Regions from separate parts of the Homo sapiens genome. Here region 1 is linked to region 2. Evidence: read pairs that join two places in POLR2A ChIA-PET (ENCODE). Cell type or tissue: MCF 10A. All regions are shown on one strand.

What was found. Peaks named below come from ENCODE experiments on the same cell type or tissue, not always from the same donor. Only the 100,000 strongest peaks of a DNase experiment are listed, where the experiment ranks them.
Region 1: POLR2A ChIA-PET joins it to region 2 with 41 read pairs; 13 of 35 experiments call an interaction of 5 or more read pairs at or near these places.

The regions. Positions count from the first base shown.
Region 1 is chr9:131,732,325-131,734,824 of GRCh38, forward strand. All of the region lies in intron 1 of RAPGEF1 (Rap guanine nucleotide exchange factor 1), which reads right to left. Among named protein-coding and RNA genes, the nearest start is that of RAPGEF1, 6.5 kb to the right of the region's middle. RefSeq lists silencers at 832-881, 1,258-1,552. In MCF 10A, no CTCF peak of the experiment used is centred here; DNase peaks (open chromatin) are centred at 1,497 and 2,147.
Region 2 is chr9:131,607,410-131,609,909 of GRCh38, forward strand. The region is part of intron 12 of RAPGEF1 (Rap guanine nucleotide exchange factor 1); the gene reads right to left. Among named protein-coding and RNA genes, the nearest start is that of PRRT1B, 63 kb to the left of the region's middle. In MCF 10A, no CTCF peak of the experiment used is centred here; a DNase peak (open chromatin) is centred at 1,252.

The DNA.
Region 1 (2,500 bases), 120 kb after region 2:
GCCTTGGTTTGTAAACACAGGGCAGAACGAGCATTACCTAAGAGCGCTTTGCTCCTGCACATCCCAAAGAACCAGGCAGTCACTACAAGTGGAAGCTCAAAGAACATGCACTCAAGTGGAAGCTCAAAGAACGTGCACTCAAGTGGAAGCTCAAAGAACGTGCACTGACCAATGGATGCGGCATCAGAACCGAGTGGCGGCTCAGCCTTCACGGTGTCCTGGCGTTCTCCCAGTGGTGTTCTGGGAATTTGATCCTAACCTCATCATTAGTGTTCAGAGGACTACAGGAAAACACAGAACCCCCAACTAACTGCACACCACTGATCAGATATTGGTCCTACTAATGTACCAAGAAACATCCTAATTGGCAATTTGAAACCACAATAAGCTACGTCTAAAGATAATTTGAGACTTGGAACCAGAAACTAAAATTCATTCTATGATAATATTAACTAAATTCACTCATTCTTTTAGTAAGTATTTACTGAGCACCTATTGCGTTCAAGGCACCGTAATGGCACCGCAGTGGTAGACACACTCCCTCACGGAGCTAATCATCTGTTTAACATTTCACTTGTTGATTTTTTAACTTGCAGAAAGGAAACTGGGGCTTTGATTTTGAATGAGTGAAACATCATTCTACTCAAGCATTGATCTGGGGCATTTCCATGGAATTTACTATATGTTAGAGGAAGAGAAGGCACAAAGAGCCCAGAGGAAGTTGATTTTGGTAGAGGCAGCTGTGAGAGCATCGAGGAAGTGGGTTTTCACATTGTGTTTGGGGTGGAGGGTCCAAGGAGGAGCCTCGGCCACAGCTAAGCAGGAAGGACTGCATTCAAAGAGGCTTCCCCATTAGTGGTTACCTAATGGCCTTCTTATGTATAAAAAAGGGCCTGCAGTCACGCATGCGGGGCTTCAAACCTAGATGACGGGTTGATAGGTGCAGCAAACCGCCACGGCACATGTATACCTATGTAACAAACCTGAACGTTCAGCACATGTATTCCAGAACTTAAAATTTAAAAAAGCCGGGGCGGGGGCGGGGGGGGGGGTGGTGCGGGGTTGGCGGGGGCAGTGGCTACAGCTTAAAAACACAAACAGAGGAGCGCTCCTTTTGAGTCCCACTCCTTCCTGGCACTGATGGGGAAAATAAGCCCCAGGAAAGGGTAAGAATCACCCAAGGACACAACTAAGATGTTCTCAAACAGATGACCAGAAACTAAGATGACTGGCCTGCTGGATGACAGATCCCTTAATAATTCACAAACGGTGGGTTTTATTTATTTACTCATAAAACAGCCTTTGGGGCAAGACGGGTGACGAGTCAGAGGAACACCTGTCCCGGCGGCGAGGCGGCCGCGGGGTGGGGCAGGCGGTGGGTTGTCAGGCCTCTCCTCTTTCCAGAGCGTGATCTTATCCTGGCCATGGGGAACACGCTCAGCTGGCCTGAGGTAAGACCCAGCCTGGCACTCAAGGCAATCTCCAATCCGGGCTACTTTGGGAGACATTTTTCTGCAAGCTCACACATGACTCATCTCTACAGACCTCCTATAAGGTCTCTTGGCTACAAGGAATCCCATTCAAACCGCCTCTGCCAACAGCTGCTCTGGAGACCAGGAAACATTTGGGGTTGCTGTGGTTGATTTTTCTAAAAACACACTTAGCTGGCATTAGTGCTATTTCTTATCTCTCTACAGCACTGTTAATGTGACTAGTATTACGAGTATCAGACGCAGTCTAAAGACTGTAGTGAGCCTCCCTTAATTTCATTGGTAGATCTTTTTTTTCAAAGATCAGAAAAGAGATTGAGAAGCCTGAAGAATTAAGATGGAAAGCTGTGTCCCCAGCAACCAGGGAGGCTCTAACCAGTGCTCTATAAAGGCAAGAAAGGGGGCCGGTTCCCCATTCCACTTCTCCAGGGCATGACCTTGGGCAAACAACCAAATTTCCCTGGGCCTTAGCTGCCCTGAGGGGCAAAAGAGGGATACTCCGCCCTGCCCTCACCCCCTGGGCTGTTGTGAGGATGAAATGAAATGAGGTAGTCTATAAATGCATTCTGAAAACCACAGGAAATTGCAGAGATGTTCAAGATCGTTCTGATTCTACCCCTGGACTGTGGCCTCCAGGGACAGGTTCCTGCTGGCTCCCTGCCACGAGGCATCACTTGGTGTTTGCCAACAAGGAGGCACTCAGTAAGTGTTAAAACGGGTGAGTGAAAGGAGGCAGAGCAGGTGCCATCAAAATGTCTCATTGCTTGACTGAGTATACTTTGACGACAAAAATTCCTAACTATGGAGGAAAAAGGAAGTACAAATTTGACGAGTTTAAAATTGATCGAAATACAATGACTGCCAATCTAAGAGGACCTCTTTCTCAGGCCACAAAAATGAGTAGCCCTACATCATAGGGCCTGTACTCTTAGTATCTGTTCTGAGAAAATATATCATGACAAAAATGTGACCATGAAATGCAGTCATTATAAATTTCTTTTCGATTTACA
Region 2 (2,500 bases):
TCGCTCTGGGCCTTCCTGGGATGGCAGTGGGGTGAAGGGCTTGGCTTTCTGGGTTTTCCATCGATCTCTGGAGGATGCCTGCACACAGCAAGCCTCCCTTACTGGCTGGGAAAGTCCACAGAGAAGACAGCAAGCAGGATGCACTGGCTGAGGGGTGGGACGGCGTGCTGCTGGGGGGGCTGCCTTCAGGGAACCCTTGTATGACTGTTTCAGGGAGTGGCTCAATCTTTTGTAGCCCCAATTCTCAGATCTGCCAGATGTTCATTCCCAATGCCCAGACACTGCCACGAGATTTGCTAAACAGATCCCCCTCACCTTGCCTTGCTGCTGCCTAGTTTAAGGAGTCATGTTCCGCGCTGACTCCTTCTGGAGTCTTGAAATAGCCTCATCGGCGCCCCCGTGTAAAGTCACTTTGTGCTTCCACGTGCCCTGCAATAACTGAGCACCTGATTTACACATACACAAATGGCTTTTGTGTCATCACAAAATGTACCAAGTTGGAGAAGTGTCTTCCTAACCAATCATATAGTGTGTTTAGCCGGTTTTAATTCAACAAGGTGAGGGGCAGACTCCCACAGCATGGTGCCTCTTCCGGGAGACGGCACAGGGCAGCGGCTGACTGCAAGGTCTCCAGTTGCCCCTCATGGCATCTCCGCTTGTGTGCCCTAGTACAAGTGACTGAAGTTCTTGAGCCTCAGCTCAAGCTGTTCATCTTTAAAACGGGGATGAAAACAATAGCCCCTCCCCCATAAGGTTTCTGCGACGTTCCGCGAGACGCAGAGCGCTGCGTGCAAGTCCTCCGCATGGTGCTGGTGCGGACGACCTCTCGGCCAGCAGCAGCCGTCCTCTCCTGCCCTCCCAACAATCCAGGAACTGCCCTAAATAACAGTACTGGGGCATTCAGTAGGGGCCTAATACATATTTGCTGATACGTATTTTAGTAGGCACCTAATACATAGTCTAGGCACTGTATTAATTAAGGTGTCTAGAATATTACCTGACTCACAGAAGCGTCTCAGTTTTGAGTGTGGATGGGTAAGAGACGAACTTCACCCACTGCATGGGTTCAGGTCCAGACACTGGGGAGGGAGGCTCAGGGAAATGACCAGGGGTGTGGGCTGCCAAGGAGGGGGCAGCTAGCAAGGAGAAAGCAAGGAGAGTCGGCCTCTCTTGGACAAAGGGGCCTGGCCTGCTCTGCCTCTGCCTCTGCAGCTGTGAGCTCACGTTCTGGTATTCAAGCTATGCAGTCGTGCTGGGACAAGAGCCAAACTGGAAAGGTACCTTCACGGGGCAGGGAGACACAGGGAAAACCTTCTGATCACCATGAAGCCCTTGCTGTGCCCCTTGGGCTCTGCAGATGCCAGGAGCTGCATCAGGGCTCATGGTCACACCATTTACAACAGGCCCCCATCTCTACCGATTCCCCAGAGCAATACTTCCAGCCCCTTATGATCACGCTTACCCACAGGGGCAGAGAGAAAGGCAGGGCGGGCCATTCCACAGAAACGCCGCCTCATCACAGCCTGGAGTTTATTTTAGGATCTGGCTCGTGCCCGGGTTTGCTTCTGACGAGCTGCTGCTCTCTGTGCAGCAGGAACTTTTATTTATAGCCAGAATAAGACTGTTTGGGCTGAGGATTTTAGAACGGGAAGGGCTGCCTGTCTGAGACTTGCAAACTTCTGCACAAGATCTAGGGGTGCCAGTTAGGAGAGGGGTGCCTGGCCCCCAATGTCAGCCCTGGTCACATAGCCAGTCGAAACACAGCAGGGACTGCCTCATGAGGACGAGAACAACTATTCCTACCTCATGCTTCCTGCTAGGCAGATGTAAGTGTTGCACGGATCATCTCAATTAACGTACACACAGTGCCTTACTGTTCTTATTACTGATGAAAATACTGAGGCTGGGAGGGGAGACCACGTGCCTAATAACACAGCTGGCAAGAGGTGGCGTGGGTATGGCTGATATCACAATCAGTTCGTGTTTTCTGAAATACTGAGGTGTATCCTGGACGAGACAGGCCCTAACCATGCAATCCCACAGCTCTGCAGGGTACAGCCTCACCAAATCTGCAGAGTTCCTTAGCTGAGTGCTTTGTGACACCAGGCATGCAAAGCCCAGTGAGCTGAGACTTGATCCATAAGCCAGGATGGAGAGAGGGGTGCACTGGCCAGAGTGTGGCAGGACAGGCAGGGAAAAGGTGGAATCAGTAACCAGCTCCTTTGGAAACACACCCCTGAAAGCCACTGGGCCCCGGAGTCGAAACGATGCTGGAGGCTGATGACCTCATATGCGAGCGTGTGGCCAATTCATTAAAAGGCAAAGCTGCCTGAAGCTGGCCAGGCACCAGTTTTTTTTCTCACAAGTAAAATACTTAGAAAAGGCACTAGTTTTCGGTGACACCTTCTCTCTATTATAGTCCTGGCATGGAAAAAGGATTAGGGATGGGCTCTGTGTTGCCTTAGCAAGAAAGCAGGAAAGATCTTTTTCTTCCTTTCTT